Regions from separate parts of the Mus musculus genome. Here all the other regions are linked to region 3. Evidence: chromatin loops called from intact Hi-C (ENCODE). Cell type or tissue: left cerebral cortex. All regions are shown on one strand. Each heading gives the region's core, and the rest is flanking DNA. Links, peaks and the distances in the headings are about the cores only. Region 1 holds the start of Gm9866 (predicted gene 9866). Region 2 holds the start of Gm30515 (a long non-coding RNA gene). Region 3 overlaps Sox11 (SRY (sex determining region Y)-box 11).

Evidence for each region. Peaks named below come from ENCODE experiments on the same cell type or tissue, not always from the same donor. Only the 100,000 strongest peaks of a DNase experiment are listed, where the experiment ranks them.
Region 1: a loop joins it to region 3, with 4 times the contacts of the local background. A loop is called at or near these places in 6 of 42 quality-filtered maps.
Region 2: a loop joins it to region 3, with 6 times the contacts of the local background. A loop is called at or near these places in 2 of 42 quality-filtered maps.

Annotation. Positions count from the first base shown.
Region 1 is chr12:27,154,897-27,163,221 of GRCm38, forward strand. Gm9866 (predicted gene 9866) reads right to left here and starts at 5,620. Exons shown (of 2, transcript NR_045870.1): 1 at 5,334-5,620. In left cerebral cortex, for the core only: no CTCF peak of the experiment used is centred there; DNase peaks (open chromatin) are centred at 4,115, 4,461, 4,762, 4,967 and 2 more places; H3K4me3 peaks cover 2,847 bases; H3K27ac peaks cover 2,677 bases.
Region 2 is chr12:27,079,688-27,088,012 of GRCm38, forward strand. It overlaps Gm30515 (a long non-coding RNA gene), which reads right to left and starts at 3,858. Exons shown (of 7, transcript XR_001780580.2): 1 at 3,590-3,858. It overlaps Gm30401 (a long non-coding RNA gene), which reads left to right and starts at 3,863. Exons shown (of 4, transcript XR_001780591.2): 1 at 3,863-4,374; 2 at 5,049-5,230; 3 at 7,522-7,635. In left cerebral cortex, for the core only: no CTCF peak of the experiment used is centred there; DNase peaks (open chromatin) are centred at 3,185 and 3,575; H3K4me3 peaks cover 850 bases; H3K27ac peaks cover 1,299 bases.
Region 3 is chr12:27,333,504-27,341,828 of GRCm38, forward strand. Sox11 (SRY (sex determining region Y)-box 11) reads right to left here. Exons shown (of 1, transcript NM_009234.6): 1 at 765-8,325. The coding sequence ends at 7,718. Among named protein-coding and RNA genes, the nearest start is that of Sox11, 5.1 kb to the right of the region's middle. In left cerebral cortex, for the core only: a CTCF peak has its summit at 2,395; DNase peaks (open chromatin) are centred at 4,783, 5,345, 5,437 and 6,000; H3K4me3 peaks cover 3,121 bases; H3K27ac peaks cover 1,645 bases.

The DNA.
Region 1 (8,325 bases), core at 1,725-6,724, 180 kb before region 3:
AGTTTCAGACCTCAGTTCTGTCTCCAGCACAGGCCCCCCACAGGCTTTTCCCAGCCTTCCTCTTCCAAGCTCCTCTACAGGACCCCCCACCCCCACCCCCAAGAGGTTAGCTTCAGGCCTTGATATTTTAAAATGAATTTCACCGACCCATTAGCTCAGGTGGAGTCTTATTTATAAGACATCCTTGCCTCTTCTCTCTCCCCCCTGGGGCAGTTAGTGGCTTGTTTACAGGTCATTAAGCCACAATGGGGGTGGTGGGAGTGGCTATGAGAGGCAGGTCTACAGTTCTGGCTAGACCCTGTATCTAGGAAGCCGAAGAGGCAGAGGGGTGGGATAGGTGGGTAGATGGGTAAAAGCTTAGTATCCCAGAAAGCTGGAGGACCCCAGTCCAATACACAGAAGCCCCACAAAAAGCTTGAAGTGATGACAGACATGCCATCCCAGCTCTGCGCCCATGAGATGGGAGATGGAGATAAGACAGTTGCCAGGATGCTCTAGGGCTAGCCTAGAGTACAGATCATCATTATCATCAGCAGCAGCAGCAGCAGCAGCAACAGCAGCAGCAGCAGAAACAGCAGAAACAGCAGACGCAGCAATAGATGTGCTATTGCTGACAGTCATTCTGGGTAAGAACAACTCTTACAAGGGTTGAATCTTTTGAACCTGACATTGTCTGCCCACTTGCTTTCTTGAAAGCATGACCATGGGGGCAAGCAGCCACCGTGATGTCACATGTGTGAATATCACATGATGTTTAGGTAATTTCTTGCTCTCTAGAACATTAAACAATCACTCACCATGCTTTTCCCCAGTCCAATCCTGCCAGTGCACACAGGGGTCTGTGGACCTCTCGGTAGGGGACATTCACTCCTGATCCCCTCCTCACTCAGGGCAAGGCACATTTAGATGGCTGCCTAGATCTCTGCCAAACTCCTCACCAGACTCCCTGTAGCCCACACCAGCCTCCATTAAATAGTCTTCCTGAAGCTTAGCTCTTGAAGGGTTAGAAACTATCACTGCCTGGCTACAACACAGCATGTACATGCATGTACACACGTATGCACATAGGTGCACACCCATACCTACAATACATCCTTCTTGCGGCCTGCGTCTGACTTAATCCCTCCCCATTTCCATGGCCGGCTTTCCTTCTGCTCCTCTGTGTTTCCTGAGAGACCTACCTCCAGGCTTCTGTGCTTGCTATACTCCTATTTCCTAAAGCACAGCCTTTCTTTCCCTTTTGGTCTAAGCAGCCTTCCAGATGCTTGGAACTGCCATAATTTTCATTTTCCTTTGTTTCTCTGTCCAATTTGCTTTCAGCTGCTTGGACATGAGAGCCCCCAACAGTTTCCCTAGACACCACGCTGAGGGAAGACCTCTGCATAGCGTAGGTGACAATGGGCACTTGTTTACTTCTTTTGATTTTTCTTACTGAATTAAATCTGTTCTTGAACGTTTTTTTTCAAACACGTATAAAAATGCATTCTAATTGCTTTTCGCCCACGGCTGCTGCCCCCCTCCTCCTCTCAAGTCCTTCCCTTACGTTCATGGCTTCGTTTTATTTTATGGCCCACTGCATTTAATGAATAAAAAGGTAGATGTGGAGTTCCAGCCTGCTGTACTTCCCCCACGCCTGTGGCCCATTGGCATCTTCCACACTCAGTCTCACAATCCTCTTTCCTCAGCACCTGAGAACTCCCTGCCTTACTCATTCAGGTTAAATACATACACCTTCTCCATCAGGTGGTAAAGTCACCGAGACGAAACCTAAATGGGCTCTCTCTTATATTTTTAAGGATGTATGAAGAGAGCCTTTTGGTAAGCCCTGAAGCCTCTCCAGTGTCTTGATAATGAGAATATCCTGCCTTCCTTGACTTTCCCCACCTGCAGAGGGAAGAATGGGGTTGAGGAATCAGGCAAAAAATCCAAGTACCTTATGGATTTGACATGAAATGAGCCTAGAGGTTTATGTGTTGAAGGCTTAGTTCTCAGCAAGTGGCTCTATATTGGGGGCTCCTGGTGGCGGAACCTAGTTAGAGGAAGTGGGTCACAACAGGGAGCAGGTCTTTGGAGGTTGTAGCTTCTTGATCCCTTCCTCACTCTCTGCTTTCAGTCTACTATGTGGTAAAGAGGTTGTCACGTTACCTACTTCTGTAACCTTAATGTTCTACACAGTTCCGTAAAAGCCAAACAAGCCCAGAACAGATGCCCTGATGCTATGAGCCAGAATGACACCTTCTTCCTTGGAGTCAATATGTCAGGTATTGTGGATACAGCTACACAAAAGTACGCTAACATAGATACATTTAAAGGTCATTACAATATTAAAAAAAAAACAACCAAAAATTGATATGATGGCTAGTGCTGTCAGCTTAACAGAATCTAGAATCATCTGGTAGATCTCTGCATATCTCTATGGAGGACCTTGATTACATCACTTGAGGTGGGAAGACCTGTCCACTGTGGGCAGCACCATTCCCTAGAAAGCTGAGCACTGATGTGTATGCAGTCAATGTTCTCTGATTCAATCCTGTAGATGTGTTGTCATCACCTCCCTCAAGTTGCTGCCTCTGGCACATCCCCAACATGATGAACTATGCCTTAGACCTGCAAGCCAGAATAAACATTCCTTCCCTTGAGTTACTTAGGTCAAAATATTTTATTACAGCAACAAGAAAAGAAACTAAAATTTTGGGGACTAGGATTAAAATAGCAATTATTACTCCAAAATGTAAGTAACATTCACAATTAATATACAAAGCTTTAAAATGCATTTTGGAAGATAGTGAATGTTGAGGGGTATACTTCCATACTTAATCATGATGCATAGTGTCTACATTCATCCTAATAAGGTACACTGAGTTGTTGCTGCTAAGTATAAAGTATTTTCATGGTGTGACTCTCCTCATTTCTCGAATGAGAGCAAGCCAGGCATATCTTTCCTCTTGCCTAGCTAGTAGATAACTTAGGCTCACCAAGTCCTGTTAGTGTATGCTTCCTCTACCTTTCATCTCCCACTCCATGTGTGTGTGTGTGTGTGTGTGTGTGTGTGTGTGTGTGTACACGCACTGCATTCTAGGGCAGGTTCAGTCCTCTGTACACTGTAGCTCCTTAACCCAGGGTGAAAGATCCCCTCCATCTTTCTGCTAATCTGTTCTGCTAATCAGAATTGCCAGAGGCAACATCTTTGCCACCAAATAAGCGATTTGCTTTAGAAAATCACTTAAGGAAAAAAAGCTGGTCCTAGGAATCCACAGTATACACCAGAGCAGCAGTTTCTGGTGACTGCACCATATGTACACAGGCACATAGATCAGCTTTGTACACGTCTTTCTGGTCAGTTGCTTCACTTCTCCAGCATCCAATGTGGAGAGACAGAGACAGGTGCATGCTAATCTTCCCTGACACTAGGTTGCTTGTATTTCTTTCCTATACTAGCTCTGGTGCGTTTGTCACAGCCGTTGGACTAACCCCAGCTCCCGGCTCATATGCCTGCGTGACATCTGGGCTAAGGTGGTGTGGTGGATCTGGAAGGTTAATGGGGACCATAGTCCTCAAGCTTGCTGCACAGTGAAAGAAACGGTATGGTGGCAGCAGTACCCCAACAGATGTGTGGCTTAGTTTCCATATCAAGAACCTAGGATTTGATTATGGGACGAGAATCTAAGCTTTGAGATTATCCAGCTATCTAACTGTTGATGCTGATTTATCATCAAGAGCCACATGATGCTGAGGTAGGTGCAGCCAAGACCTCTCTCTCCGTACCACAATCCAAGCTCAGGGATTATAGTCACACTCTATGCAGCGCAGATCAAGGGTCCTATTGAATGCTATCCTATATGTTCAGGCAGCCTGCAGTGGGCCCTAAGCATGCATCTCATAGCCTCTGAACTGCAGCATTTTGCAGCAGCATCCACTGTCTGCAACTCCTGCTGTCTCCCAGATATACTCCTTGGGTTTGGATTCTCTTTGTCTCTCCCTGCAGTTGAATGAGGTCCCCCCTCCCATGTGCCGCATAATGGTAGTCTCCTGGAGTGTGGAGTCATAGACTGGACCCATGAGGAATATCAGCTTTGGGCTACTACAGATCAATATAATCTAGAACATAGCAAACACTGGGTGCTTCCAGGAAGAGAGACGTGAGCTGGAAGAGCTTTTTAGAGATCATGGCTAGGCTTAAACAATATATGCATATGGCCTGCCTCAGTACAGAATGGCATGAGAGCAGACAGAGACTGCAGGGAAACAGAACCCAAGCTCGTTGTTAAGGAATGAAGCAGACATGCCACCTCCAGCATAAGATCAAGAGGGAGGTCAGGAGTGCATACCCACTTCCATCAGTACCGTGGGTTCTTGCACCTGGCCCTAAAGGTAGATAAAGATCAATGAGTGATTAAATAGCAAACTCTCATGACAGGATGAGCCTGCCTGCTGCACAGTAAAACAAGACTTACTTCTCCATGAGCCAGCACTACCTGTCCAGAACCTTACTATGGACCAGACTTCTAGTGAACTGACCCCAGCTGGGCTTTCAAGACCCCGGAGTCTAACCTAGCCCTTGGCTGCAGCCACCAGGGCAATGTTCTGGCCTAAGTCTGAAGCTGTTACAACCTGAGCTAATGTGATTCTCTATACCAGATACTGCTCTACGACTCCTGCACAGACTCAGCGGTTCCACAAGCCGCTTCTACAATGTGCTGTGGCTATGACCCAAATCTCATATCGCTTTTAGGAAGGCAAACCATTCTCATCTGTGTCAAAAAGCCCTATGCCAGGGATGCAAACACAAATGCGAACCAGGGCCTAATTCTGTCCCCTAAGAATTGCAAGCTTGTTGCAGCAAGGATAATCACCTTTTCCTGTGAAGAACTCAGACACTACCAGCTTATGTGATATTTTCCACCTAATACCAACCAGCTTCCTGTTAAGTCTAGGATGGGTTCTGAATTAGAAATTGGGCACCCCACCCCCACTCCCGTGTATTCCATGGCCACCATCTCAGTCCCTTTTGAAGCATCCCAAGAAATCCCCCTGGGGACATGTTAATCAGATTCTGGGCTTCTGGGACTCCGGCAGAGTCTGGACTACAATTCCTCCTTGGCTAGGTCCCCTCTAAAATAATCCTCCTGGTTTTGGGGGGGGCTTTATGATCCAAGTGCAGGCTCAGCCCGGTTCTTGTTTTTTAACAAGGAATTAGGAAAATACAAGAAATCTTCCGGAATCAATCTGCTTCACCGCAACAGCCAGCCTCAGCAGAATGCCCGCTCCTATCAGCACGGCAGAGGCATGGCCCAGACAGCCCACATTATCTGAGTCCCCCATTCCCGACTCACCTGAGCAGCGCTACCCAGGTCCGGCTTCCCCAGACTCCCAGCCTGGAGAGCTCTGTCTCATCTCAGAGGCAGTGTGCAGTGCGCTTTTCCCTGTAGCCCGGCAGCCGTCAAAACACTCTCCAGACTGCAGCATGAATCTAAATTTGGGGGTCCTAGGCAGGGGCTTCCAGAGGTGCTTGGCACTGCTTGGCACGGGCAGTAAGTGTCTCAGCTCCATTCAGACTGCTGACCTTGGCATGGGCGCTGTGTGGTACAACTCATCTTGCTGGTGCGTGGAAGCTTTAACTGTCTCTTCCCCAGCTCATAACCCTCAAGTCGCAGGCTGAAACAATGTCCCGTGATGCCACAATGCTCATACCCCAAGCTACGTACAACCAACCCCTGCAAAGTGTGCCGGCTAAAAGGAAGCCATCATTTTGAGCAGAATGAGTCTGGGTGGAAGTCTGTTTATCTCCACCCCCTCTGAACGGTATCAGTTAAGTCAATCAACATCTTAAGTGTGAAGATACTTTATTTATTCTCGTGTTCTCCCATAAATTCCTGCCTATTGAAGCCATTTGCCCCCGCCCCCACGTACACACACACAAACAGCTCTATAGCCCTCCCCTTACTGGAACAACATATTGTTCTGATTTAACTTATCTGCTTAAAGCTCCTTGTAGAAAGGATATAGCTGCCAGAGGAAACACAGCTATTTAAACCCTGTAGCCATTTCAGAGGTTAATAATACACACCAGGACAGGACTGTGTAGTTGGAGGATAAAGGGTTATGTGAGAAGAACAGAGTTGAAGCCCCAGAGATCTGATATCCTGCTATAGCAATGATGTCACTGCATAGATGTTGATGCCCTAGCCAGCTAACAGCATCATTCCTGTATTTGGGGTTTGTTTGGTCAAACATATCTACCCATAGCTTGAAAAGTCAATACAGCATAGGAGAGAGTCCTAAAGGGTTTTGGGGTTCAGCATCTCCACCCTTTTCACTTAGCCCTGTAACACTTAACCTGCTTCAGTAACAACAGCCTCAATGTCCCTATTGATGAGACAGGAAAATGGGGCATGGCATGGGCTGACCCCATGTGAATAATAAATGAGCTAACATGTGCAAAATCACCCAGAAACCATGCTCGGTCCACCATGTGATTGATAAATGCAGTGACTACTGCTGTAGGCAATGGTTCTGACTATCAAGACTGTCTATCTCATTCACTCTTATAGGTGCTGGGTGTGCTCAGCATCTGGCTGTAGTCAACACTCTTTATCAACGGTCTAAGAACCTATGGGGTTACCCAACTGTGGTTTTCAAATTCTAGGCTAGGGCATGCCATAGGCATAAAGAGCTTGCATTTATAAGGCCCTGGGCTGAATATTCAGCATTAGAAAAATAAAGGAAAAAATAAAGGAAAGAAAATAACTTCAAAAACTAACTCCTCTAGTGCTGACATGGATGGTCTTTTTCTCATGGTTCCCTAGGCAATGGTCATGCACACCTCTCCCCCATAGTATATAAAGGTACTTGAACATCCATGACTCTGTGAATCCTGTTTCTTGTTGGTCTTTATAGACATCACTTTCTGTAAATGTCACAGCTTTAAAGAAATCAACTTCTACTGAGGCTTTTGAGATAACGTCACACAATTGTGTCTAGCCTATCATAGTGGTTGGGAAGAGAGTCTCGCTGAAGGACTGGCTGGCCAGTCTGCTGTCTATGAGGGGTTTTTCTTATTTGGTTACTTGAGTGGGAAGATCCTCTGTGAATGTGAGCAGCACCATTGCATAGGCTAGATGGTGTAAAAGTGAAAGAAGCAGGCTGAGCAAGCAGTAATGCACGCACACATTCACTGTGGACTCCCTGGACTCCCTCTTGGAAGCGACATGACCAGCTCTCTAAAGCTCCCGCCACAGTGACTTCCCTATCGTGGTGTATTTGTAATTTGAAGCTAAAATAAAACGTTCATCTCCTAAGTTGCTCATTGTCAGGCTATCTTGTCACAGCCACAGAAAGGAGTCAGTAGAGCCTCATCCAAACAACATTCCAAGGGCAGATACTTAGAACTTTCTGTACGCTCAGCTTGACACACAATACCATAGTCTGTGTGTTCACAATCTGTCTTGAGTGATGTTCCTTCCTGGGGCATTTAAAATGCATTCGTGTTTGCAAGACAGTACCAGCACCTCGAAATCATCTAACTCCCTAGGTTACTCTTCTGGTCAGTGTTTATTTTGGCTTGGAATGAAGTTTTCTTTCTTTTTTTTTTTTAAGATTTATTTATTTATTTTACATATATGAGTACACTACTGTTCTCCTCTTCAGACACACCAGAAGAGGGCATCGGACTCCATTATAGATGGTTGTAAGCCACCATGTGGTTGCTGGGAATTGAACTCAGGACCTCTGGAAGAGCAGTCGGTGCTCCTAACCACTGAGCCATCTCTCCAGCCCAGTAATGAAGATTTTTAACTTGATGTCTTTGTCTTCTGTGGCATTAACTGTCTAAGCTAAGGAATATTACACATAGAAGGGAAAGCAGAAAGATGATTTGGGGGGGGGGTGGCCAAGCAATAGTCTTATCTCTTTCTCTCTGCAAATTTGACCACAGGGTCCAATTTTTCAATGCTATATGGATCTTACAAAAACTTTTAAAGTATGGGTCTCCCATACACTTCTTGCTAAATAGTTATAAATGTATTCTGCCCTTAATAGCAACAGCAATGCTAATGGAATCAGAATTCAGTTTGTATTACCTGTCACTTACAGAGGCCAGTAAAGCAAAGATGGAATTTGAATCTTAAAATGTCACTTCATCTCGTCAGCTAGCAGTCTGAGAAGACAGCTGATTAGTGTCCTAGACACCTGTTTTCATCCCATCTCCTGCGCGCAGGTTATATAGGAAGAATGGGGGTTCGCCTTCCGTTCTCTTTGATTCTGTTTCAATATTTCTCAACAAGCATGCAGCCAGTCAATTCTTTTGTGCAGGAAGGGTGACAGGAG
Region 2 (8,325 bases), core at 1,225-6,224, 250 kb before region 3:
TTAAGCAGTTGGTGGGATTGAGAAGATGTAGAGCCACTGTTGGCAGACAGTTACAAAGGAACAAAAGTAGCAACTCCCACAGGCTCTGGCACACCTGTTTCCCAGCATGCTTTCAGAGAAAATGGAATCAGGATCTCAAAATGTAAAAGTCTATAAGCACATGTCTTTTGCAGCGTTTCTTACAATGGCCAAGATTTAGAAACTCAGGTACTCATTGGTGACGGATAGGGAAAGAAACCGGACCCATACACCACAGAAGGAATACTCTATTGCTATTCTGCCTTCAGAAAGAAAACCATTGCACCCTTTGTGATGAATGGGGGTTTGGAATACACTATAACACATTTTAAAATAAGTTCAAGGGAAAGCAAACTATTTAGAATCTCAATTATGTGGAATCTAAACAAACTCAAAGTTAAAAAGACCACAGTGGTGTTTCCCAGGATCATTCTGTATGGTCCTGAGAATGATAGCAACATCTTTGACTGCAAGTGAGTGAGTTTTTAAAGAGGTTATAGAGTGAGCATCAAGGAACAGACAGAAACAGCAGAGGGACAGTAGAACATTGTCAGAGGAGGAGGTAGCAGCACCCAACAGCAATGACTGGAGAAGCCCAAGGGGTAGAATCAACAGAGGTGATAGCATCAAAGCTGGGCCTTACATCATCTAAAAGACCGGCTGTGAAAGAAGGATGCTGTGTTCCTGACTCAGAATCTCCTCAATGGTGAGCCCCCCCATTCGTTCCCACAGCAGGGGTCTCTAAACCCCAGGATAAGCAACAGTTACCCCTGTTGGAAATGGTTCTTCTTCCAGCTGTTCTCAAGGGCACAGTGCTTTCAACCCTGTTAGCTACTTGCTGGGTTTTTTGTTTTGGTTTGGTTTTTTGTTTTTGTTTTTTTTCCTCTCACCCTGTTACAGAGCCTTAGAGGCAGCCTGGTGCAGGACAGAAGTCTTGTTTTAGACTTACTTATTTTGTGTGAGTGTTTTTCCTACGTGCACGTGTGCACCCTACATAGCATTCTTGGAGTCCAAGGATGTTGGAAGAGGGCATAGTATCCCCTGGAACTGAATTTACAGATCATTGTGAGCTGCCAAGTGGGTGCCAGGAATGGAACCCTAAGAACTCTGCAAAAACAGTAAGTGCTCTTAACGGCTGAAGCGAGAGAAAGATATTAACGGTTAGAAGCTAGTCCTGGAAGTAACATTACCAGTGGCTCCAAAAGCCACCGAACCATCAAGAAAAACGTACAAGAAATGGCAAGAGACCTGTGGTGGTAGGAGCTAGAGCTGGAAAGCTAGGGCCAATTTCTCTACTAAGGAGTCTAGTCTGTGACGGCAGCAGAAGTTGGGGTCTGTGCAAGCAAGCCATACAGGGCAGAAAGGCTGCAATCACTTCTGTAGTAGAGGGTAGGAGGGCTCCACCATATTCAGATAAGTCCTTGTCATCAGAAGCTGGGTTCCTAGTAAATGTGAGTGAAAGTAACTTGGTTTCATTGGCACAGACCGTCCCTATATCACAAACTGAAAAATGCCCAGGGTGGGTTTCCTAAAGAGCTTCAGGTATAACAAACTACGAGAAACATTTCAGAATGGGGAGAAGATGTGGATTTTATCAGGTGTCGGTAATAAAGGCTAAAAGCACCAAGAATTTATAGTCCTTTTCCCCCAAGGAGTCAACCTGAAGCGTGGCATTGTCAAGCAAGCCACTGATAACAACTGTGGACAGGACCAAACACACACAATGCCCTGGGGCACTTGCCCAGCTAGCTTCATCATCTGGCGGACTTGAAGGCATTAATCAAAATATGCAGAGGAAGGATTTACTACGGAGACAAGAGTGGCTTCCAAGGCTTCATGTCTGCACCTAGTCTCTAGTGCTCACCCAGGCGAGGCCCTGTGGAGAGGCAGCACACGCACCCACACCTCTCTCCTTGGTGCTCAGAGGCTCACACCCCTCCCAACTAGCGCAACTCCTAATCAACAATCTCTCATTACGTAGTCAAGGTTGGCCTCAAACTCTCAGCCATCCTCCTGCCTCAGATTACTTAGTCCCGAGATTACAATTGCGTTCTACCATGCTCAGTTTAACAAAAAGACAACTCTGGGTTTAGTCTATGTTCTTCAGAAACATCACACGTGGTAAATAATTCTCTCTCTCTCTCTCTCTCTCTCTCTCTCTCTCTCTCTCTCTCTCTCTCTCTCTCTGTCTCTCTCTCTCCTTTTTCAGACTGTCTGCTTAACCAATCATACTAAATTACTGGCTTTTTTGCCTCCAGAGATTATAAAAGCATGATTTTGATTTGATTTGATTTTCCTCTGCTGTGTAAGAGAAAAGCTGGTCCTGTAGTATCTGAAGGGCTTATATAGTAACTGGGTTTATTCCCCAGGAAGAAAGTCCTTTGGCATCTCTGGGAAGGGAAGAATATCCTGAGGACACGGTATGAGCTCCTCCCTCCAAGGCCTACCTCCCAGAGACAGACAGGACTCTCCACATCCTGCCCCACCTACTGACCCTTTCCCAGAGCTTGATGCAGAGCCTCCCCCGCTGGAAGGATTTGCACATTTCTCTGTGACTCCACTCAGGAGTCCAGCTAATTCATAGATGTTCTAGGAGCAACTAACATTCTTTATAATATTAGATTGTGGCATCCATCTTGGGAACTGCAATGGCTGTCTAGAGCTGCAGCCATGGACAGCAACATCTTCAGCTTGCTCCAAGGCAGGGACAACTTTAGATCTACAATTACAACTACATTGACTTGTTAATAACCTCTTTCCTTCCCAACTGCTAAGGGTCCATTCTGTCCCCCGGGAGAATCTCAGCACAACACAGCTTTGTATGCTGTATTAATGATTGACATCAAGGTTTTGCTGTGGTACCCTTTTCTATATGTACCAAAACTTGACTGTATACCCAGTTTATACTGATGCTTGTCCCTGTCCCTCCAGTCAGCCACAGTGAGGGGCAGTGGGTGGGCAAAAAAGAAGGGTTTGAAGCAGACAGGGGAAATGGGGAAGAGCGAAGACACATGACTCAGCTTAGGTCTGGCTTCCAGTCTCTCTAAGAGTCAGGCTTTCCCCTGAGATTCCTCTGTTCATATGCATTCTCATTCTTCACAGAAGCCTCCCGGATTCCCAGCCTTCCCTCAGTCGGCCCCTCCCCCCTTCCCTCCTCCTCTTCCCCCACAAAGGCACATCTTGCCTCCCGCACACCACGTGAGCAGGGACTCACAGATGCATAATTTATACAGACACATATTGGCTGACGGATGCCACTCCTTTCAGCGTGTACAAAAGCAATGAAGAGAGTCACTCCTAGAATATGAGGCGAAAATCAGATGGCGGTGCCCCCCCTCTGCCCCCCCCAGAATATGAGGCGAAAATCAGATGGCGGTGCCCCCCCTCTGCCCCCCCCCCCCCGTATTGTGGAGCATGTGCTGCCCCTAATATTGCTGAAAATCTCTCCACAGCCTCTGTGAGGCTCACCGAACAGACACCAGCGTCTCGGCCTGCCTCCTGTCTCTTCAGAGCCCAAGCCGAGGCAGACTCTTTCCTCACTCTTTCCTCACATTATTTGCAAGTTGCTCACCTTGGGCTGACTTCAAACATGACGTCATTGCCACCTGCCAGGCAGAGGATGGGTGTAAAATGCTACCCTATTATGTGGAAGATGGTGTGAACCCTGGAAGCCTCCTGTCCCAACAGCCAGCCTGAAAGGAGCAGACGGGGAGGAGGGGGTGGGGTGGGGAAATGGACAGAGAAAGAGCGGAGGATTCCTTTCTCATTCATTAGCAGGCCTCCTCACCCCACCACACATTGAAAGGAAGACAGAAAAGAAAGAAAGAGAGAGAGGAAGAAAGAAAGAAAGAAAGAAAGAAAGAAAGAAAGAAAGAAAGAAAGAAAGAAAGAAAGAAAGAAAGAAAGAAAGAAAGAAAGAAAGAAAGAAAGAAAGAGGCAACCCAGCTATTTTTAAAAATGACAAGGAGCAAAATTTTTCAAGCTTATCAGGCAAACAGCAAATGAATCCCAGACTCAGAGGCCTTCCTGCTCTGGGAGGGGTTTAGGAATAATTTTTCAACATGTGAGCTCTATCTTGTCTTCACGACTTCCCCTCCATTATGGCTGGGCTTGGGAGAGAGTCACTCACTGAAGACACACTTAATCAATGTCACACTCTTCCCCCCACCAAGGCTCCTGCTGCTTGGGCCTTAGTGATGAAATATTAATGAAAAGGGGAGGGGACAAAGAAATGTGTGCTGAGTGGGCTGAAGATTTTTCTTCTGAGAGTGTCACTGGGAGGGGTGGGAAAGGACAAATACTTCCTAGAGTGTCACTGGGAGGGGTGAAGGACAAATAGCCCTAAACTGTGAAATGGTAAGAAGTTACATTTTTATATAAGGACAAGGTAACGGGATGCCTAATGGATTAAAAGCAGTGTTTTATTTTACTTGCAAGAAAGGGCTGGCAAAGTGGCTCATTTGGATCCTCAGAACCCACTGTAGTTAGTGCCTGCATTCCCAGTGCTGGGAGACTGAGTTGGGGGACTCCCGAGGCTTTGCTAGCCAGAGAGTCACTCCAAATGAGTGAGCCCAGGTCCAGCAAGAAGCCCTGTCTTAGAAGATAAGATGGTGACTCAGAGAATAGGAACTCTTACTGCTTCTCCGGAGGGCACTTTGGACTGCTCACACCTGCCTGTATCTCCAATTTCAGGGCCACTGAAACCTCTGGTCTCCAGGGGAGGTGGATTCATGTGCAACACACACACACACACACACACACACACACACACACACACACACACACACACACACACACACACAAATCTTAAGAGAATGAGATAGAAAGCAATTGAGGACCCTTGATGAGGACCTCTAACTTCATACCAATCTCACCCCTGTGCCCATCCCCAAGTCACACTCCACAATGAGTCAGGTACGCAATTCCAAATGCTGCATGGTTCTTTTCGGGGGGCGGAGGGGGGATAACAAATCAAGCAGACTACTAATGTCTATTTAATATAATGTGTGCTCATGTTTTGTGTCATACAGTAAATTTCTGCCAATGAGACTTGAGCTCTGGAGTCCTGCCTGACATCTGTGAAAATTTACCACAGGAGCCTACTGGTGAGAGCTGAGTGTGGGACTCAGCTGGAGGAAGCTTGCCCATGGCCCTGGGTTCCGCTCCCAGAACCAGCAAAAGAAATTGTCAGCCTTCTGCTTGCAAATACTAGGTAATTCAGTGACTCAACTGACTTTTACAGACAGGGTATGGGTGATCACTTATAAAAACAAGTGGGTATTTCTAACTTTAAAAGAAGTTACATGCTGAAAAATGCACATCATTTTTTTTTCTGGCTTTCTTATAAGAATAGCTTATGTCAATTTTGTTCTATATCTGATTTGTAAAATGTCTGTATTTTATGAGCTTACTTGTGTTCAGCTATAAAATGTCTAGGGCATGGGTTAAAGTAGTTATAGGGCATAGCAGTGTTACCTGTGGAGGTGATTTGATTCAGTGACCACTTGGTGCGAGAAGCCTACAGTAGACATTGGGAGAATTATAAAATTAACATTCTGGCTCCTCATCCTTTGTGGGCCATTGTCAGTACTCATTGTGAAAGCAGTGTGGAGCTGTGTGCTCCCTTCCCAGGGCGGGAGCTCTCATTGCCACTGAATCTTGGGAAACATCTAATGGATTTATCAAAAGAATTTATCAAAACACAAGGGTCAGAATAGGCAGCCAGCTCTTCAGTTTCTGAGACCAGGTGTCTGAGATCTTTGTTCCCTATATATCTTCAGACTCGGCTGAAATGCTCAGCACCAGGAGTGCCCTCAGATAGGCTGATGCAGTCAGAGAACTAGGAGTCTCTCTTCTTTTCCAGAAACTTCCCTCTCACTAGAGGAGAGAATGTGCCAGAAAACTTTTATTTTCTCATTCATTCATTCATTCATTCATTCATTTGTTGAAAATTTCATACACAAGTACTGGTTTTGCACCATTTCCACCCCTATCTTCCTTCCTACCCCCACATGTCCCCCAATTCCATCTCAAGTTCATGATTCTTCTTTGCTGCAACCGATTATAGAGAAGGTGACTCCTGGCTCCTGCAAGGATTCCCATCTGAGCACATGGGCCTAGCACAGGGTCCACATTGGCCTCTGGGGGATGAAGAGCTTCAGTTGGGTCAGGCAAGCTTCAAGAAGGCCATTCGATACTGAGGGGAGGACAAGGAGCTACTCTTTCTCCTCTCCACAGTTTCCCTTTTCTGTAGGCACAGAAGGCCACCTTCTCCCATGTGGTATCTGTCAGGTAAGTTTCAGAGAAGCTTTTTCAGTGTGAAAGGCAAATTATAGGACATGGGAAGGAGCCCTGCAGATGATTGCCACAGAGGAAGGTTTTTATTGGCTCAAAACAAACAACCTTTGTTCCCAAAGTAATATGATTAGCCACTAAATGAGGCAGGCGCCCTTAGGGGCAAACTCCTATGGTAATGTGCCTTCAAATTTCCTTTCCTTTTTTTTTTTCAGTAAAACTTTATGACAAAGACATAGAATGCCCAGAGGTAGTCTTATCCACTATCCATATGACAAAAAATAACCATGCCCAAATGTCTTTCTTTCCACTATTTTTAACGTTTTAAAACATGTGATTCTTGACTTGGGGCTAAGCATGCCCCCAAATTTGAATGTTACCTACCTACCTTTCTTTCTTTCTTTCTTTCTTTCTTTCTTTCTTTCTTTCTTTCTTTCTTTCTTTCTTTCTTTCTTTCTCTCTCTCTCTCTCTCTCTCTCTCTCTCTTTCTTTTCTTTCTTTCTTCCCATCTATTCATTTTGTGAATATGTGTGAGAGCATGTGATTATGGGTTTGTGAGTGGGTGACTGTGTGTGTATGTGTGTTTGCACACACACACATGCTACAGCACACTTTCCAAAGAATCAGAGGACAAGTTGTGGCCATTGCTTCTGTCTTCCCATCCTGTGGGTCCTGGGTGGTCAAACTCCGGATGTTGGCGCCACCTTTCCTTCTGGAGGATTGTCTAACAATGTGCAGGCTTAAGGGTGTGTTCCCCTGCAAAACACGTTCTGGGATCAGTGCGTACAGAATCCCTCACTTCCTCTGTTGGAGAAGGGCCTTGCTGTGGACATGATGCCTGAGCTTCCTTGCCTGCTGCAGGTGAGAAATCTTCCTCTGCTTGGGCTTCTTGATTCATGCACCACAAGTGTGGCACCGCTAGACCCAGTTAGAATATGTCCATCTGGGAAGTTAGAAGATCCAGCAGGCCCATCCAGTTAGTTTCATAAGCCACAACTTCAGATTTATTCTCACTGTTGTTTGTTTCATTTATTTTATCCATCCCCACGGTGGAAGGATTACTTTTCCAGAGACCTTACAGAAAGGACACCTAGGGCCCAGCTGTTTGAGGCAACTCACCCAGATTTTCACTTTGTGTGTCATTTGTGACACACCAGTAGACAGGGTTTGAGAGGATCATGATATCTGATGTTGACTTCTTATGCCTAGTGACATAGAGGGTGGTGCTGAAGGTGATGGAGAGGAGCAGGCAAGAGGAGACAGAAGTGCCAGAAGGAGTCTCCGGGAAGCCTCCACTCATACTCTGCAGACTAAAGGCCTAAGGTAGGCTATCTCCATCCTCTGGCAGGATGTGGTCCCAGCCCATTGGCTCACACACTGCCCAGGCTGGGTCAACAATTTCAGTTACTTAGAGTGGAGGGGTTGCAGCCTAAGCCTAGCAGCTTGAAAAAGCAACAATATTTGCCATCTGCATCTTTGTATAACACATTTGCAGAGGCCTGATGATATGCAATGGGCAGCTGTTAAGTCTTAGCTTCCATAAATATTGTGCAATTAACAAAACAGGCCTGGAAGCAGAGGATAATTTTCAAGATCTTTAAAACTCTCCCAGGTCAGTTCTTTGGAGTTTCTCTGGTTTTTGTTTGTTTTTTTTTTGTTTTGTTTTTTGGTTTTTTTTTTTGTTTTTGTGGAAATTGTTTACTCACTAGGTAAGATGGTACACTCCCTGTAATCCCACCATGTGGAAGATTCTGAGTTTATGGGAAGCCTGGATTACATAGTAAGTCCTAGGTCAGGCTGGAAGGGCATAGAGAGGCTCTATAAATAAGTAAGAAAGAAATAAAATTGCTTGTTTAATTAAGGGAGTTAAAGCATATTTCTTAGTTAGTGGAGTATTTTTTTCCTTGACCAACACAATCAATTTCCTTCAATAGGTTTCCATTTGTGATCCTTTATGAAATTCTTCTCAGAGATGTGACTGGAATGTGAGAAACAATTGAGTCAGAAATAGAA
Region 3 (8,325 bases), core at 2,102-7,101:
TCCCAGGAAGGAGGGGCATTTGTTCAAGGAGGAGGTAGAGAATGGAAGGTCCTTCAGGCAGGGGTGTATGAAGTCAGAAAGACAGCTGGTTGAGCTTCCTAGAAAAGGGGATCCAAAGGGTCTGACTTGAATCTGGCGCCTACTATCTTCAGATTGACTTGACTGGTTCTCCTGCCGCTGCCTTCCCAAGTGTTAGGATTGCAGGCAAGTGATATCATGCCCAGTTTATGCAATGTTGGGGACCAAACCAAGAATGTTGTGTACATCAGGCAAACACCATAGCAAATGAGCTGCATCCCCATCCCTGAGGGACCACATTGTCTGATGACTATATGCCACCCCTTAGATTCAGTGCAGCTGTGTGTTCACAGGTCACCATAAACTTTGTCCTGGGCCCTAGCAGATAATGTACAACATGGCAGAATGTTTCCCTGGGACCTCGTTCTTTTCCTGTTGACCCTGGAGTATTAAAAGAAATAATTCTATTGAAATTAGTGCTTTGACTGATGTCAAAAATTGGATTGGCTACCTCAAGTTCACCAAGTTCCTCAATTCTTGTAATTGTTTACACTCTGGTAGGGAGGGGGCTTTCCCAGCTGTAGTTACCAGCCAATTTCAAAGTTGGTACAGTGGTTATGTGAAGGAATAGTCATGGTGTGTGACAGGCAATCCCCACCCACCCTGCAGTACATTCTACATCTGCTGGGAGATTTTATCGTGTTCAAAAGCATAGGGAAAAAAAAAGTCTTATCAATAGAAATTTAGCCAGAAATGTCAATGAATTTATTTGTTGAATTCTTACAAAAAAAACATCTACTTTAAGATGAAAGGCTGTATGTAGTCTATCTTGTTTTCTTTCAAAATAAAAGTCAAATCCTATGAAAGGGTGACACCCTTTGAAAGTCATCTATGAAGTAAAAATGTCTTATATAAAAACCAGAGAGCTGTCCAACACATGGAGCTGGGTATTTGTTCTTTTGCTTAAAGTTGACATTGGTCTTACCAGGGGCCCAGAAGTGGGTGTGTGAGCCACGCATGTGAGTGTGTAAGCCGTGCCCATAGAGATCCGTCATGATACGACACAGATGTTTCTACAAAACCAAATTTAATTAATATGCAACAAACACTCACCATGTAAACACATCTTTAAAAAAATCTGATAATAATTCCAAGGACCACTTACAGGCTTTCATAAAAACATCTTATAGCAAGAGTTTCAATACAGAATGGTTTCTATGTCAAAATACATTTACAATGTAAATTGCTTATAGAGGGGGAAAAAAAAAGACACTGAGGAATGGAGTTTGCTGGCATTGGATTCAACATCAGCAACTGCCCCTGAATAATCCCTTCATCCTCTAACTCTGACAAACAGGCTAACCTACCCCTCTATACTTTGCCTATGCTTTTTATTTACTCTATTGGCCAGTTAAAAATACCAAGACACGATCACCATGCTTATTCCACTGTGGGCAGCTCGCAGCCTGCCCTAAGCATCACTTCCTGAGGGCCCCAGTCCTGCCCAAGCTGTGGGTCCTGGTTGGATGCTGAGACACCAAGACTTTTCAAATCTCTCAGCTTCGAGACAACACTTTAGGAGTCACACAGTAGTTACCCAATGCAAAGTGGGAAAGATAAACAAAAAACAAAACAAAACAAAACAAAACAAAAAATCAAAAACAAAACAAAAAAGTCACATAAAAGCCACATGTGGAGATTGATCACACGATTTTTATTGGTCTTTTGAACAAATGTATTCCTCTGTGAAAAACTCCTGCAAAAAGAGACATTGGAGTGTATGAATTCAACCCTGAGCATTAACACTGCATTCCAAGGAGGGCGGTCACGAAGCTGGTTTGATTGAAGCACAAAGCACAAGCCACTGATACTCTCTTGTGTGATCAGGTTTTTACAAAAAAATACATAGTTTTCAATAAATAATGCTTAATTTTACAACTTTGATACAGCAACGTCATACAGTTTCAACACACTACACTCTGCATGCTAGATAACCTCTACCAGAAGACATGACTTCACCATGCATTTGCTGCCCTAGTGCTACGGGACACTTACGTAGTCCCCCAGCGCACTGCCTCAGGTAGCTTCTCCTTCTCTCTGTCTGACAGCAACAGGTCCTGCGCTGGCATGCAAACTCTATAAAAGTCCCCCCATAACCCACTCAGACTTCTAAACAAAAGGGCTTTCCAGCTATTCCTCTCCCAAACCTGGAGCAGCTGTGAAAGTTGCTTTTTTTTTTTTTTCCTTTTTTCTTTTTCTTTTTTTCTCGGCCTTGGAAAACAGAACACTTGTTAACAGTGCCATGCTGATAACTACTCTCAGACTTCAGGTGGCTCTGTCCCGGGAAACAAAGCATCACGGGATGGGTTGCCACGACCACTAGGTGTCCCATACCTGAGACACAGGCCTCCGTTTCAAAACAGTCCATTCAAACAAGGGTGTTACAGAACAAATGGGAACAACTGATACCCACAACATATGTACAAGAGCAAAAGTAGACAAAGTGGGGAGTCCATGACAATGGCATAGGACGCTTCTCCCTGTGTGATTCAGGGGACGAGGCATAAGGTTTTTGAACACAAGCTGGGTGAAGAGAAATGGGATCGAGGGCCCTTTGTCAATATCCATTTGATCAAAATTCTTTTTACGCTATGTCTTGATTATTTCCAGTCGTTCTGTTTTTGAAGGGGAGGGGAATGTAATGTGCCTACTAAACTTAAGTGTCACGTTTTTTTTTGTTGTTGTTTTTTTTTTTAAAATCTCTTTGAGGACCCTGGAGGAAATCCTATGTTCAAATGCATTTTCAAACTTGTCCTATTGCTTTGTTTGGTCTTTTTTTTTTTTTTTTTCACAGAAGAGACTACATAAAAGAAGTTTGATCAAACAGTGAGGCTGGAGCCTCCACATGGGCACATCCAGGTTGCCTAGTGGCCGACTGCTCATCAGGAGGCACACCTCAGCTCCTACCTATTGCTCTTTGTGGCTGTGGTGAACTGTGTTTGTCAAGTGCCGGCAACCGGAAGTTCCCAGTGTGTGGAAACCACCCTGTCTGGGCACAGGCAGACAGGCACTGGGTCTTCAAAGAATATCGCTATCCAAGAAAATTATTACTTCTATACATGGAACGTTATGAGTGGATTTCCCTTTGTACGCCATGCTATATTTTATGCACGTTTTGTGCTTTTATTGAGTATAAAAATAGGTCTCCTTTAAAATTCTGTTTAAGTTCACTAAAAAACTACTTGTTTGTGAAATTCTCTTATAAACTCACTGCATCCACATGGAATAGATAAACTAATCAGGCAGCTAACGCATCTAGGTAGTGTTAAAAAAAAAGAAGAAGAAGAAGACGATGGGAAAAAAATGAAGGTGTGTTAGGAGTTGGGAGTTGGGGAAAGGGAGGCAGCAGTAAAGGAATGAATGGGAAGTGGCTTGGCTTCAGTACTTTTATACTGTGGTGGAAAACATAAGCAACACACAAAGGGGGCATGAAAAACCCCAAACCAAAACCTGAGTTGTTATCAAAGAGCAAAAAATGTTGAGCTCATCAAACCCAAAGAGATATGGCAGGATAAATCAATAGGAATGGACAGTGAGAAAGAATTGATAATCAAAATAAGCCAACTCTCAGAGAAACACGTCAAGAATCGTTACATGGAGACGTTTACTTTGGGGACTTATGAATTCCTGTTCGGACACATGTAAGGCTCAGTCCTGTCGTGCTTGCAGGCCACAGGCTATACAAAGGGTATCTGAAACTGACATTCCTAATGAAGTTTTTTTTTTTTTATATATAAAATTTGGCCCTTAGAATAACTGAGAAATATCCTGAAAAACCTTCCCTGAAACTGTAATAAACAAAGTTTCTTTATCTACTGATAAAATCGACAACTCAGTAAGCTAGTTTCGCTGGTCTTCCTACATAAGAAAAAAGCACAAATATAGTTGCCTCAGAAATCTGTTAAAAGCAGAGAACCTTGCAGGAAAAAGAGTATAAAGATTCTAGAAATGAGAGAGTACAAGAAAACCTCTCTTCCAAGTGTCCACAAAGATACATATGCCCATTAGGAGAAAACAGTGAGACTATACAGAATACCCCATCAGAGAATAAGAAAGCCGAGTGATGGAGTATATTTCTATTGAATGACTACTTGAAAATTGAGCAACTTATTTGCCTTATTTCCCAGATTCCTTGGGCAAAACTCATTTGAATTCTGAAGTGAAGAACAAATGTTCATTTCTTACACTGTTCTAGTATCAAGATGATTGTGGTTTCAATTCCCAGAGAAAAAAAGTAGACCTTGCCTTTTGATTTTTTTTTCTCTCAAAACAACTAAGTCAGATCCTGACTGCTAAGAGCATGCATATTTAAATCACTTCCCCTCCATTAACATTAAAAAGAACCATCCAGGCCCAAAAGAGCTGCAATGATTTTTTTTTTCTAGCTAAAGGCTAATCATTCTACAAATAATTTGCCCAGTGACCGTAGTCATTCATAACATGTATTTGCAAAGCACACTTTAAGCACACTGCCTTTCATTCGTATTATCTTTTTAATAAGGATGCATATCGAGAATGTAGAAACTGGAAATTATTTCCACAGCTTAAAGAATAAGAGAACGCTGGTTCAGGTGTTTTTGTTTTTTTGTTTCTTCAAAGATGGAAATCTCGCCAAAAAAAAATGCACTCGAGTCTGTGAACTAGGTACAGGAGCAGGGTACCCAACCGGCTAGACTGCTATGCACACAACGCCCACGCCCACGTTACCATTTTAAGATACTGTCAATGCTCAGTTAAAAATAAGACTTACTTAGGAGGAAAAAAAATGCAGCTAACCTTTTATTGAAGCCTGGCCAGTAGCTGGAATACCTTGTGTATTAGACATTCAATAGAGTTCACTGGGAATGGTCTTCACAATGCATTCGTCGAAACCGCTTTAAATATTGTTAAAAGCGCATTCAAGCGCCTTTCCTGAGTTCTAACTGGGATTTAAAAAAAAAAAAAAAAAAAAAAAAAGAAAGAAAGAAAAGATTTCTTTTTTTCCTGATCTCCAACCAAGAACTGTCTCTTCTTTTCCTACCAAGAAACTCGGCCACATAATTTTAAAATACAAATTGCAGCTATGCTTCCATTCTGAAGCCAGATCCTCACTCCTTTTCTAATTTATTTAAAAGTTCCTTCCTCACCATGGAAAACGCCCGACGGGAAACGGGAACACATGCAAATGTTAAGAACTCAAGACACTCAGAATGCCTTTTCCTTAGGCTTCAGAATCTGTCCCCAGTAAACCGCTGGTGAAATTATTCGCGGCTTAAAGGTCCCCGCGTGGCTCACAGCAGGGCGCTGTGGGGGAGGGGTGGGCGAGGGAAGCCCGAAAAAGCCACACCGGGTCGCCGCCCCACCCACGCGCTATGAGATCGCGCTGCTCCGTGAGGGCGAGCTCTCTATCTGCAGTGCCTGTCTTGCGTGGGGCACCGACCTGGATCCCTACTGGTCAAGTCCCCGCGGTCAGCGCCCGCGCCGTAATGGTTTCTGTGGGTCTAGAGTCGGGCTGTTGGGCACCGAGTTTCAATTCACTGCTGAAGGGCTCCTCGGTCGCGTGCGTCGCGGCCCTGGGGAGTTGGGCTTGCGCGCGGGACACCACGAGGGACAAGCTGGCGGGGGGGAGGGGGCAGTGGGGGAGGGGAGGGCTGGACCGGGCCCCTGGAGGCAAATGCTCCATCAAAGAAACCAAAGCCATCCTGCACCGTGAAGGCGGCTCTAGGCGCATTTGCTTTCCTCGTGCCCCACCCGCGTGGATAACGCTGAAGGGCGCGGCCCTCTCCACTCGTATCTCATTGAGCGCGCGCGCGCGCGCGCAGCGATGCCGCCCGCGGATGGGGGTGGAGATTTAAAAAAAAAAAAAAAAACCAACAACAACAGAAAAAACCCAAAGCCAGAAGCGGAGGCCTAGCCCTGTGGACACTAGCTCCAGACTCGCCAGGCACGGACCAGCGCGAAGCCCACGGCGGGGATGGAGACGCAGGGCGGGGTGAGAAGGGAGGACACCGGGCTGCAACCTATGGCAGCCTAAGGGCTCCAAAAAGCGGCATCCGCCCTCCGCCACCCGCGTCCGCTGCGCGGTGAACACGCGGCTCCCGGGAGAGACTAAGGGCCATGCGAGCTTCTATCCGATCCTGCTGATTTATTAAAATCAAGACACAGACTTCAGCACACACAAAAAAACCCAAAAACCCCGGCGGTGACTTCGACAGTGCATTGAGTCTGCTTCGCCACCATTTGCTACTAAATATGCAATGGTCTGTTTATTTAATTATATTGCACAAAATGAGAAAATTTTAAACTATGTGCCTTTCCTTTTTCTTTTTGATAAAAATCGCGTATCCAGTTTCAAACCTTCTGTCTGGGGCCCCGTCCACACATCACAGCGATGAGATACATAGGTCCTACTATGATACAGTACATACAGTCTTAAACTAAGAACAGCTCTGAGGTCTAGGTCACCATTTTCAATAAATCTTTACCTACAAATATTGAACAAATCTCTACTATAGCTGTACAAAAAAGTTTGCTTTTTTTTTTAAACCACAAGGCCTTTAGATGCAAGGATTACTTTTAAATTTTTAATCCTTTTAAACCAGGACATAACGTACCAACATATTTGCATGCTAAAAAAACAAACAAAAAAGAAAAACAAAAACAAGAAGAGAAAAAAAGAAAAAGAAATCAAAAGGGAAGAAGTGCCTGAAAGTCTTACTGAAAAAACACAGCAAGATTGTTCCCTTTTCACTGTACAAAAATACGCCTGAAAATATATTAATTTTTAAAAAAGATTGAGGTCTGTTATGTATCAAAAATGTTTCAATACCTTTTTGTACTGAGGTCTAGGCTGTAAGGTATTCAATCAAGGAGGTATAAGGGAACGAGTTACCAAAAAAAGGTTGCCAAGTAGAAATCACATTTGTAAAACCATAAACAATTTGATCTGAAAAGTAAACTCTGGTCTTAAGTCAGTTCACAGTTATGATTTTTGTAAGCGTTTGTACAGACTGCATTTTTTCAAGCTCCCTGCAGTTTAAGAAATCGGATGCATAGAAGACATCAGCTTTCTCCCTCCAAAAAAGAAAATAAAATAAAAAGGTTGCAATGGTCCCTTTTTGTGTTTTTCTTTTTTTAAATCACCAGTTCCTTTTTAAATCTCTTAAGAAAAAAAAATCAACTCCCTAGAGTAACAGTTGTGCCGTCTAAAGGGTCCTCTGCCGATGTCTTTCAGACTTCAAAGAGCCACAAGCTTCAAACAGCGCCTTCCGGAGCGGGGCCTCCTCCCCTCCCCCGCCCGGTCCCCTCTGCCTTTGTTGCAATCACGAATTTCAGGAAAAAGAAATAGAAATTACAAAACACGTTTTTTTACGGGTGGGGAAAAAATCACAACTCCAGACTAGGTGTGCAACTACCTTGAGACACGATAAAGGACGGGAAGAGTGGGGAGACCAAAAAATTTTTTAAAAATAAAAATTAAAAAAAAAACTTGGAAAATCTGTTTAAAACTACTCATTTCACTTTAACTCCAACAACATTTCATCACCGTTTCCAATTTCTCAGCGCCACATCTCTCTGACCATGAGCATCTTCTCCCCCTCCCCCCACCATCCTCTTTATCCTGACCGCCACGACTGCCTCCCGAGGAGCCCTGCGCCTCTCAATACGTGAACACCAGGTCGGAGAAGTTCGCCTCCAGCCAGTCCCCCGCGATCATCTCGCTCAGCTCCGGCGTGCAGTAGTCGGGGAACTCGAAGTGGGAACCCAGGCTGCCCTCGCTGAAGGAATCCAGGTCCTTATCCACCAGCGACAGGGACAGGTTCCCCGCCGCTCCCGCGCCCAGTGGCTGCTCGCAGGCGCTGTGCGCGCCCTGGGAGAAATTCAAGCTCAGGTCGAACATGAGGTCGTCTGCATCCTCGGCGCCGCTGCCGCTGCTGCTGCCGCTGGATGAGGAGGTGGACACGCAGCGGGAGGACGCGGGCGACAGCGCGGGAGGCGCGGGCGGAGGCTGCTGCTTGGTGATGTTCTTGAAGCTGTAGTAGAGCCGGCCGCCCGCGCGCACTTCGTCGTACAGGCTCGCGCCCTCGGGGGACTCGGCGGCACTGCTGAGCGTGGGGCTGGCGGGGACCTTGGCCACGCTGTAGCGCCTCAGCAGCTGAGGGGGTTGCTGCTGCGTCGGCGGCGGCAGCAGGTGCGAGTGCGCGGGCTCGTCGTCGTCGTCGTCAGCGTCCGGCTTGGGCCGTAGCTGCAGCTCGTCATCTTCGTCGT